4 separate regions of the Homo sapiens genome follow, and all the other regions are linked to region 2. Evidence: chromatin contacts called from ENCODE Hi-C or POLR2A ChIA-PET data. All regions are on one chromosome and are shown on one strand. Each heading gives the region's core, a stretch centred on a gene start or an enhancer-like site at or near the end of the contact. The rest is flanking DNA. Distances are from core to core; before and after follow the strand shown. Region 1 has its middle 36 kb from the start of WAKMAR2. Region 2 holds the start of PERP (p53 apoptosis effector related to PMP22). Region 3 holds the start of LINC02865 (long intergenic non-protein coding RNA 2865). Region 4 overlaps TNFAIP3 (TNF alpha induced protein 3).

The links. Hi-C counts contacts between places; a loop is a spot of excess contacts on that map. ChIA-PET counts read pairs that join two places held with the same protein, here RNA polymerase II (POLR2A). Pooled maps may share reads with other maps.
Region 1: a loop to region 2 is called in a map of naive thymus-derived CD4-positive, alpha-beta T cell, with 4 times the contacts of the local background. The contact joins the enhancer-like site here to the promoter of PERP in region 2. A Hi-C loop is called at or near these places in 1 of 168 maps with a recorded cell type or tissue (naive thymus-derived CD4-positive, alpha-beta T cell) and 6 of 50 pooled maps. POLR2A ChIA-PET finds 5 or more read pairs at or near these places in 1 of 52 experiments (T-cell).
Region 3: a loop to region 2 is called in a pooled map, with 6 times the contacts of the local background. The contact joins the promoter of LINC02865 here to the promoter of PERP in region 2. A Hi-C loop is called at or near these places in 15 of 37 single-sample maps with no recorded cell type and 14 of 50 pooled maps.
Region 4: a map of CD4-positive, alpha-beta T cell shows a loop between it and region 2 (6-fold over the local background). The contact joins the enhancer-like site here to the promoter of PERP in region 2. A Hi-C loop is called at or near these places in 10 of 168 maps with a recorded cell type or tissue (CD4-positive, alpha-beta T cell, CD4-positive, alpha-beta memory T cell, GM12878 and 6 more), 7 of 37 single-sample maps with no recorded cell type and 9 of 50 pooled maps. POLR2A ChIA-PET finds 5 or more read pairs at or near these places in 2 of 52 experiments (MCF 10A and T-cell).

Annotation. Positions count from the first base shown.
Region 1 is chr6:137,903,354-137,906,053 of GRCh38, reverse strand. No RefSeq gene overlaps it. Among named protein-coding and RNA genes, the nearest start is that of WAKMAR2, 36 kb to the right of the region's middle. RefSeq lists enhancers at 625-714, 895-944. Within about 2 kb of position 1,358, at least 4 of the 41 ENCODE cell types and tissues checked have a DNase peak (open chromatin) inside an H3K27ac peak, as active enhancers do.
Region 2 is chr6:138,106,060-138,108,759 of GRCh38, reverse strand. It overlaps PERP (p53 apoptosis effector related to PMP22), which reads left to right and starts at 1,341. Exons shown (of 3, transcript NM_022121.5): 1 at 1,341-1,633. The coding sequence starts at 1,420. RefSeq lists a silencer at 1,163-1,212.
Region 3 is chr6:137,943,934-137,946,633 of GRCh38, reverse strand. LINC02865 (long intergenic non-protein coding RNA 2865) reads right to left here and starts at 1,286. Exons shown (of 2, transcript NR_174953.1): 1 at 1,168-1,286. SIMALR (suppressor of inflammatory macrophage apoptosis lncRNA) reads left to right here and starts at 834. Exons shown (of 2, transcript NR_149097.1): 1 at 834-965.
Region 4 is chr6:137,882,239-137,885,017 of GRCh38, reverse strand. It overlaps TNFAIP3 (TNF alpha induced protein 3), which reads right to left. Exons shown (of 9, transcript NM_001270508.2): 9 at 1,706-2,779. Among named protein-coding and RNA genes, the nearest start is that of WAKMAR2, 15 kb to the right of the region's middle. Within about 2 kb of position 1,322, at least 10 of the 41 ENCODE cell types and tissues checked have a DNase peak (open chromatin) inside an H3K27ac peak, as active enhancers do; they include CD4-positive, alpha-beta T cell, endothelial cell of umbilical vein and sigmoid colon, where a contact is called at or near this core.

The DNA of each region.
Region 1 (2,700 bases), core at 109-2,608, 200 kb after region 2:
ATAATGTATTGTTAGGATGAAATTTGATCATATATATTTTTATAAACCCTAGCTTATGGACTGTCATATATTAAGTATGTAATATATACAGGTCATTGTTATTATTATTAAAATATAATATTACAGTAGTGAAGAGTTCTTTAAAAATAAACAGAAATAGAAATTACAGTTGGTCTTTTGAAATGAAACATACTGAGGTTATATTAAATGAATGCTGCATTATTTATAATATTGCTCTCGAATGTGAGGAGTATGTATGTGAGGAGTATGTTTTATTCGAAGGACTAAAAATAACTGCTGTACATCATCTAAACTTTCTCACATTTTGCATGGGACATTTACACATAATGTGTATTTTGTCCATCACATCAGGCTTGATTACTAACAATTACTACGGGTCTTCAGAGAACCGGCATTGAAGATCATTCCTATTAATGTTCACCTCCCATCAAAAGAAGATTAAGGAGAAAAGTAAGATAAAGTTCAAAGAGGAGATTTAAGGTGACAGGTCTGAGCAGACATGGCCAAGAAGTGACACTTCAAATTACCCAAGGACCTAGAGACAGGCAGAGACCTTTGAAGGTCAGGGTTTTATATGGGCTCACCATCTGGATGACTTCATTTAATGAAATTGTATCAAAGCGAGCGGGTTTTACAACCCCAGAGAGGTGGGCTTGGGGTAGCTTCCACTGAAAAGTCAAATTACTTCACAGAAAAACAAAACAAAACCAAAGGTTATGTTGCTAAAACTTTTGAACCAAAAGGAGAAGACAGAATTTCCTCCAATCACAAGGAACCAAGAAAAATATCACATTTCCTGGCTGCCCACTCAATTTACCACCCCCCGCCCAGTCCCCTTTAGTAACAGAGAAAGAAATCACAGTAGTGAATTAATAAAGCAGTGAGCCAGACTTTCCTTCCTCGTGTGATTCAGCCCCGCAGTTGGGGTGGCGGGGGGGCGGGTAGGGAGCGAGTTCTTTAACACTGAGCGCTCTGGACTGGCTTTCAATATTAGACATCCGGAGTTTTTGAAAATTAACACTGGAACAAAAGTGACTATCATACTCCATGTCCCCTTCACCCGCCCTCAGTCACAACTTTATTTTAAGGTTTCTTTGAGGCTGATTAAAAAAAAAAAAAAAAAACAACCTAATGGGAAACACTATCTAGAAATGGAGAAATCAAACCAATACTAAAGCATGTTGTAGCAATTGCCACCACCTATGATTGATTTTATTATAGGAAAAATGTGTTTTACCATAAATGACACTCCTTAAACTCGGTAACCAGCCTCCTTCCTCTCTCTTTCCAGCATATCTAGTTAATCATACATGACTGCAGCAAGGTGATGCAATAGTTTCAATGTAACTGCCTTATCTAGGCATGCAATGAGAAGACCTGTGTGGTTGAGGAGATGCAGACACTCACAGCGTGGCCCCTTGGGCATAAGAATAGTGGTGAGAGTTTTTCCACTGAGTCTTGCAGGGGTATTTGTGGCACCTGTACCTTCTGGAAGGTGCCCCCAAAACCCGGAGATCAGATAGGACTCCAGGGCACTGTGCTGACTTTCTTGCCCTGTGCTTACATTTCTGAGACAAGGATCTAAGAATAAATTCAATTTCCAGTCCCCTCACTTGCTTTGTGAGTTTTCAAAACCCGAAAAGGCCTACCTAAAACAGCATGCACATCCAGAGGTACTCCTGTTAACCGCTAGTGGCATTGACGACTATGAGATGCCCCATTGGCAAGGAGATGCCCCCTCGTTTTTGAGTCCCCCACTGACATTCTCAGGATGATGTCTGTTGGAGACACACTTCTAGCAGGTAAAATTCACACTAACAGGCAGGGTGAACTCTTCCAGACCACCAGAGAAAAAGCAACACTTCATGCTAAAACTTGGACAATACAAGTGTAAAAATACTACCTGGGGCCAGGTGCGGTGGCTCATGCCAACAATTTGGGAGGCCGAGGCGGGCCAATTTCTTGAACTCAGGAGTTCAAGACCAGCCTGGGCTACATGGTGAAAATATCGATAGATAGATAGATGATAGATAGATAGATAAAAAAAAATTTTAAAGCCAACTACCGGGGGTGGTTGTCTCTCCCAGCTGAGAATGAAGGAATCCTCCAAGCACAACTCTCTGTGGAATTCACCATTATCATTCTCTAGCACATGATAGAGCATTCTAGAAAGTGCCCCAAAGCTGCTTTCTCACCCAGGAATAATGAGCCTCAGATGTGAGCTGGGGCTAAAAGGTACCTGGACAACTGCCCTCCTCTGAGGAGGAGAGGTTGGGCCTTGGTGCCCAGAGCAGTGGTGAGTAGTCATCTTATCTCCTTTTACTTCCTCTGTGAAGCCTCTGCACTGGATTTTGACATCACAGATCAATATGATCCTATCCACTATATGCAATTCACAGAAGAACTGTGTAAAATACTTGAATAGAGATTCTGACTTCTAGTTACAAGTTGTTCTCACTGTTAAAAAGGAAAATTGGCCTCGGTCGTTTCTTAACAATGCTACCATTTACTTCAAGAAGAAAATTGTGGGCTTTAACCTTTGCGCATTTGATTCTTCCGCACGGCCTTCCAAGGAACTAGGGTAAATGGACAAATAGTTCTTATAATTTAATACCGCTGTTTAAAAATAGATACTGTACTGAATTTTTTGCTAATTATATTAATAACTTCAAAGCCTTT
Region 2 (2,700 bases), core at 92-2,591:
AATATTTTCCTGTAATAAAAATATATGACGTGGTTTATGTAAAACTTGAATTATGTAAAATGAAGGCTAGGGAAATTATTTCATGTATTTTCAGATACTTTCTCCATGCTTTTATTCGTCCTCAAGAATTGCCAGAAAATGGCATAAGTCAAAAGAGTATTCTGTTTCTATTGAGAATATCAAATTGGAATACAATTTAAAATATTTTTAAGTAGTTCCCACTTTTATATTAAATTAACAGAAAAAATAGGGGATTCAGAAGAAATCTTTGGAGGTACAGGGTTAAGACATGACCCCCATACGATGTTTCAGTGATTTTCCCAAGGCCACCGAGGTGCCTGACACTGAGAACTCCTTTGTCCTCAGCGGCACACCTGGCTGCCACCCCACCCTTCCTGTCACATCTTAGGAGTCAGAACTGCGACGGGAGCTAGCCCAGGACACCGAAGGGGGGATCCTAAATGCAGGTTGCATGCTGACGTATGATTTTTATTTGGAAAAACCTCAAAATAGTAAATGAAGAGTAGAGAGAGTGCAGTTTAAATAGGTAGAGATTCGTGATAGGAAGTGGACTGCAGCAGAGGCGACATGAAATTATCTGGGGAAGCCAGATGAAGCCTTTCCGAAAGGAAGCGAGCATTTGTTAAATTACATGTTCATTCATCAAATTCACTGAGCTCCCCTTGAGATCCAAACACGGTGCCGGACACTAAGGATACACAGATAAATTCAGCATCGCCTCCGCTTTCCAAAATCTGGCAACCCAGCAGGAAAGAACAGCATGCAAAGAGATAAGAGTACCCGGGGAGCCACGGTCCAAGGTGCAAAGGCGGAGCCTAGGAGGAAGGGATCACCTGTGTCAGCAGGGGTCAGGGACGGGCTTCTGGGTTTGGGTGCACGCGTCCAAAGGAGTGCAGCCTTTATCCACAGGTGCAATTAGAACACCCATCTCACACTGCTGAAAACTCAGATATGGCACTGCTGACCACCGCCCCACGATGCGACATCAGGGGTCAGATATTAGGCTGGCGCTGTGCAGATAAACAAGTGTATATGTTGGTGCGCCAGGAAGACAAAACACGCGCCTGGAGAGGCCAGGAGAGCGGGACTGGAGGGTTGTGGGACGCGCGGGACCCTCGGGCCGCCTTCCGCCGCCGCCCGGTGTCACCAGAACCCAGCCTGTTTACCAGCGGCCCCGCCCGCCCCGGCCCGGCAGGGCAGGTCGGGGCGGGCGCGCTCTGAGTCACCGGAATCTAGGTGGGGCCGCCCGGAGCGGCGTCCTCGGGAGCCGCCTCCCCGCGGCCTCTTCGCTTTTGTGGCGGCGCCCGCGCTCGCAGGCCACTCTCTGCTGTCGCCCGTCCCGCGCGCTCCTCCGACCCGCTCCGCTCCGCTCCGCTCGGCCCCGCGCCGCCCGTCAACATGATCCGCTGCGGCCTGGCCTGCGAGCGCTGCCGCTGGATCCTGCCCCTGCTCCTACTCAGCGCCATCGCCTTCGACATCATCGCGCTGGCCGGCCGCGGCTGGTTGCAGTCTAGCGACCACGGCCAGACGTCCTCGCTGTGGTGGAAATGCTCCCAAGAGGGCGGCGGCAGCGGGTCCTACGAGGAGGGCTGTCAGAGCCTCATGGAGTACGGTGAGTGCCCGCCGCCGCCGCCGTCGCCGCCTCCAGGAAGCCCTCGGGGCCGCGGCCTGCAAAAGCCGCCGCGCGTGATGGGCCCTCACAGGGTCGGGGGAGCCAGTGCTTTTCAGAATGCCTGTTTAGGACGAGCTCGGGCTCATGCATCCGACCTGAACCAAATGCAGCAGCAGTAGCTTTGGGTGGCCAACACCAAGCTCAGAAACAGAAAAAAAAAAAAGGCCGTAGTTCAAACTGTATAGTTTTTTTCCTGGGTTTTGTCGGTTACGTACGAAAGATTATTTCAAGCATTGCAAGTTTAGATGAGTAAATATAATGAACAAAGTTTCTTGGAGACCTGAAATTTCTTCCCATTTCTCTTCCTTCTCGTTTCTTCTTATGATTAAAATATAAATATTGAAATAACGTGCCTTCCCTAATATCAGTGGATTCGTTCAACTTGATATAGCTGAAAAAACTTTCTCATTTAAAAAAGCCCTTTCAGGCAGTTTTAGCAGTTAACGTTTTCAATAGATATTTCAGTCTACTTTACCGGTCAGGCTAGTTCTTGTTAGCTCTTGTTCTAGGGCGTGTCCTTTGGTTTAAGCATGGCATTGTTGTTTAGAAAACTTAATTATTTTAATCCGATTTGAAATCTAAAAAGCAAACACATTCCCTACACTCGCGACGTGAAGCAGAGTTGACAAATTTAATGTACCTAGCAGGTGAAGTACTGTATGCCATTTTCCCAGCATGGAGGAAGCTCCCTGCTTGCCTTGCTGAAAGTCAGGACTGGAGCATAGTTCTTGTCTGAGAAGGCATTTTCTTTCACAGTGGGAAGCCCCCTCTCCTTTCCTGGGGGTGGATGGGAATCACAGCTGGGGTCTACTGTGATTAGCAATGTGTGTGGGGGTGGAGATGGGGTCTGTGAGAGCCTAATAAAACCTTAAAGCCAAATGGGCTTTACCTACCGGGTTTAATAGTTTTAAACACAGACAGCAAGCTACCCTGCCTGTTTTCATTTCTTACTATTACCATTGACTTGATTTTTTTCTTTGAAGTGGCCCAGGGCTTCCAACCCAATC
Region 3 (2,700 bases), core at 37-2,536, 160 kb after region 2:
CAGCTGAATACTTGAATCTTGATGAGGAATCTGGCTAGAGGTAAAAATATGGGATTATCTGCATATACACAGTGTTTAGAACCATTGGCCTGCAGGAGAAAATATACATAGAGAAGAGAAGGTGCCTCCGTTCTGAGCCCTGTGGAGCCCAGACGTTTCTGAGACAGGCGGAAGAGAAGAATCCAGGGACGTGAGAAGGGAAGCTTGTCCCACAGCACCCAGTTAGTAAGGAACTGAGCTGTGACTGCCGATGCAACGTTTGTGAGGAGTCCTACAGAGTGCGCTGCCCCCTGCAACCTCAATTACTGCAACAGTCCCTTCCACCTCAAGCTCCACAGTCTGACTTTCAAGGCCAGCTTTGACTCCTCCCTCCTTCTCCAACCTACTTCTGACACCGCAAATATTCCTAAACACCCTACAACTTACAAAGCTCTAGATGCCTGTAGGATGCACTTTTATGTAACAGTAACCATCGCAATGATAACATTTGTTCATCCAACACATATTGAGTGCTTGCTGTGTGTCAGGCCCCCTTCAAGCCTCCAAGGAGACTCCAGAGAACAAAGTCTCTGCTCTTGTGGGTTGACACTGGGGAGGAGGCTTCTCTAGTCTGTTTTTTTTTTTCATAGATCCCTTATTGGTCACACTCATTTCCACCTCTACAAATGTTCCCTCCTTCCTTCTCAGCCTCTTTCCTCCCCTCCACTTATCCAAATCCTCCATTTTCCATAGAAGCCAGCCAGGCTGAAAATAGCATGTTATGTTCCTACATGTGATCACTGGTATATCTAAACATAAACACTACCTTATCACCTCTACTCCCTCCCACAGGGATACACACCTACCTACCGAGAGACCTCCAAACAGAGACATCAACACAGAAACCTCCGCAGAGATAACCAGATCTCCATATGCAAACCCATGTAAAAAGAAACCTAGAGAAACAGATGCCCAGATGAAGAGGGGTATGAGTATAACCTTTTGTGAGTAAAACCAGAGTGAATTTAGGGGGAAATGGGTGCTGTAGAGAAAATGAACAGGGCTAGAGGAGATAGAGGAGAGGGTAAATAAATGGTCAACAAAGCAACTTTCAGACACAATGCTAAGTCTGGATAGCCCCTAAAGGGCTTTTGGTGGTATTCTGAGCTCCCATGCCTAGCTCATTACCTGCTGACAAGATGAAAAGGCAGGGATAGCCATGTTCAGAACTTCTCTCAGGAGCCCAACTTCAGGGAAAGGCTCTTGCAAGGAAGGTCAGTGCATCTCCATCCAGCACAGGCTATATTAGGGAAATTTCACTGGGTGTTAACCTATTTAACACTAAAGCCTTCTCAACCATGTAGATTAGTCTAATGCTCTCTGATGGGGTTACGTGGGTAATTCTCTCCTCCGCTTACCTATAGCTGACAAACAACTTCCATTAGCACAAGTGACCTGGTCAAATAGTGAATTGTGATTTAGTACATGCGAAGGCTCATCTATATGAAACAGTGGGACACTGATTAGTTTCCTTCTATTCCAGCAGGTGGAGCTACTGCCTGGAAGGACTCAATGTGCTTCAGTGGCTGATGCCCACTCCTTAAAAAACAAAACAAAACCCAAAACAACAAGTGGTATAGAGAGAAACAAGAATTACCAAAAGGGAAAATTACTTGGTCTAGAATTATTTTGTGATTGTCCAAATACCTGCACCAGCGTCTGACCAATAACGCATACTCCGTATAGTGAATGAATACATGTGACATAATCTGATGACCAGACTGTAGCTTGAGTTTAGAATAGTAATTCTGTCTGCCTTTTTCTGTTTTGTTTTTCTCTCCTGTCCCTTTGATCTTTGTATATTCCTGTCTTTGGACACCCACCTCCATCAAAATGTCATAGAAAAATTCTGTGAAACTTGACTGCAGGGTCAAAGTGATGTCAAAGGGAGGTTTGGGGAGAGGCATGTGATGAAAATAGCCCAGCTGAGGTTCCCATCTGTTTCCCATGCCGTATAGCACTATGCCCTAGGCAGTGTTTCTTGAAGTGTTTCCCCAGCGTCTGCATCAGTATCAGCTGGGTTGTTTGTCAAAAATTCCAATTCCCAGGCCACACCCCAAAGAATCTGATTCAGTGCTTCTGGGCTGGGGCACTCTTAAGTAGTTCTGCAAAACACAGCTTGAGAATCTCACTTGTAGATTAAGGAGAGTGAACAATCTTTTATCCTTAATCCTAAAATCTAAAGAGTACTGAAAACTGAAAACCGCTGGGTTTTCATAGCTCATTTTGGTGGCAAAATCTGATCCATGAAGTGACATCACACTATAAATGATCCTTATTTATTGCACATAATGTGGACATTCATACACTTTGCTGCAGAAATATTAGTGTGTTTGATTAGAAGTAGCTCTCCCTGACCCTACTGGGAATGTTAAGGGATGTAGGGTATGTACATTGTGCTGAACTGTCTTTCTAAAATCCAAAGAATTCTTTTTTTTTTTGAGACGGAGTCTCGCTCTGTCACCCAGGCTGGAGTGCAGTGGTGCGATCTCGGTTCACTGCAACCTCCGCCCCACTGGATTCAAGCGATTCTCCTGCCTCAGCCCCCTGAGTAGCTGGGACTACAGGCACATGCCACCACACCTGGCTAATTTTTTGTAATTTTTTTGTGGAGACGGGGTTTCACCATGTTAGCCAGGATAGTCTCAATCTCCTGACCTC
Region 4 (2,779 bases), core at 73-2,572, 220 kb after region 2:
TGAAGCTGGAAACCATCATTCTCAGCAAACTAACACAGGAACAGAAAACCAGACACTGCATGTTCTCACTTATAAGTGGGAGTTGAACAATGAGAACACATGGACACAGGGAAGGGAACATCACACACTGGGGCCTGTCACGGGGTAGGGGGGCTAGGAGAGGCACAGCATTAGTAGAAATACCTAATGTAGATGATGGGTTGATGGGTGCAGCAAACCACTATGGCACATGTATACCTATGTAACAAACCTGAACGTTCTACACATGTATCCCAGAACTTAAAGTATAATAAAAAAAAATTTAAAAAAGACTCTGTCTCAAAAATAAATAAATAAATAAATAGAGCCTTATAACTCACTGTAGCCTTAAGCAGTTCTCCCACCTCAGCCTCCTGAGTAGCTGGAACTACAGGTGCCTATTCACTCTTACTGCTATATGATAATCCATTATATGAATATACCACAATATATTTCTCTTTTCTCCTGTTAATGAACATTTGGATCGTTTGTAGTTTGGAGCTATTATGAATACTGCTGAGATGAACATTTTAGTACCATATTTTGGTGAACATATGCATGCATTTCTGTTTTATGGGTGTATAGCTAGGAGTAGAGTGTATACCATTGAGTGTATACCTAGGATTGGAATTTTTGGATCATAAGGTAGGTATACGTCCTAATAAATATTGCTAAACATTAAAAAAAAAAGAAAAGATCCTTACTAAACGAAAGCAATAAGACTTTGTCTTGTATGGTGGATAAACTGAGAAATTAGAATACATACTTGGAATTTGGATATTAAAGAATAAAATAATTTAGCTGGCTCTGATAATGGTGGTTATGTTAAAAGGACATATTCTATTCAATTAGAGGTGCACACTGAAATATTTATGGGTATGAAGACACAATATCTGGGATTTGCTTTCAAGTAGTCCAGGAAAAACAAAAAAGAGGATGTGATAGATGAAACAAATTGGGCAGAACGTTGGTAATTATTGAAACTGGAGGATGGCTATAGAGTGGCTCTTTATAGTACTTGTCACTTTCTTATTAAAGTTTTCTACTTTTAAAAAGTTAAAAAAAAATTATAAATATATTTTTTAAAGTGTGATTCTAAAATCTGGCTGATCATCCAGATCACCCGAGGAGCTTAAAAAAGTAGATTCTGGGAGCTGCGCAGTCCTGCTGAATCAGTCGTCTGTGAGTCCATTTGTACTGGATGGGAGGTGGGGATGAAGGCTTGCGCATGGAGGAATGTGTTATTTTTTAATTTCCTGGTTCTGGCAGCCAGCACAGCCACGCTGCCTCCTCTGCTTTGTCTGACCCAGGAGATCTTACATCAGTCTTCCTTCCTGCCTGCCTACTTCTCTCTTTCCTGTCTTTCCCTCCTCCTCCCTCTTGTTTTCTCTTTCTTCACTTTATAAAAGTTTAGGGCAGGAAGCTTAAAAGGGCCACAGGGTCCTAGCATCCCTTTCCTCTTCCCATCAGAGGAAGAGTGTCTTCATTGTCAAGCGGGGGCTTGTGCTTGAGGACTGGGCCTGGACCTCATACAGTTATTATTTATGAAAAGCTGCCTTGCTACCATGGATGAGAGATGTGTGCATTGCTCAGGTGCACCTCAAAATAAAGCTGCTTAGGAAGCACAGTCTTAATATCCAAGCCTTTCTTTTTCTTTCAGCATTCATCAATTGAAAACATCACAATCTGTTCTTAAATAATTTATTTTTTAATGTTGACTCTTGTGAAAAGTTACATTTATTTAGAAAAACTTGAAGAAATCCAACAAAGAATAGGTGGCTTTCTATTAGGGACAATTAAATGTGCAAATTTCAAATACTTTTTATAATAAGTATAAATAATTACTTTTTTTCACATTAAGAATGGAAATAATGATCAACACAAAATATTAAGATATCAACTTTAAGAGAATTAGATGAAAACACTGAAGTTTATTTGGTATCTTTGGAAAGAAATTATAAAGATTCGTCTGGGAAAAACTTAGGGGGCTCTAAGGGGAAAGTGTGCCTAATAGTATGAGTAAAGGCTGTGTAGAGTTATGGATCACAAATATTTTCAGGCCATAAGTACAGACCCCCAAAATGGCAGCCTTTATCTCTGGGGAAAATGCATTTCCCCTCCTTTTTTTTTTTTCTTCTAGAGCAAATATGACAGCAACCACAAAGCACACAGAGAAACTGTAAGCCAGCAACAGAAAGAGATTTCCTCATACTCATGGTTACTGGCTTTTGCTGTCCCAATACCAGGGTACCATGGGATGCAGGGGACTTCCCAGCCCCCCCAGGACACAGTGTTAACAGAAAATAAAACCATCACAAAAGGCCACATCTTTCCCTGTGACCATTGCCAGTCTCATCCCTGCTCCTTCCCTATCTCATCTCCAAGGAGGTAGGACACTCAGAGGCATTAACAGAACACAGAGTATAGTTTTTTATTACATAGCTGGAGTTTCATAAGGAGAAGCACGAAACATCGATGAATATGTATGTATACCTTGGATGCAATTCCTTCTTTCCTGGGGAGGCAAGCAAAAGTGTATCAAAGAGGCCAATTTACTCCCTGTGGTCAGGAACTTGCCCACAGCCTGACTCAAAGCAAGGATGTTCTCTCAGGAGAACACTGTGGCATTTTCCCCAGAGCTGAAGAAATATCTTCACTTAAATAATCTTGAAGTTTGTAATAAAATAAATAAAGTGAATTACACAAAAAGGACTAGAGCTCCCTTTAAAAAGGCAGCTGGTTGAGTTTATGCAAGCAGTGT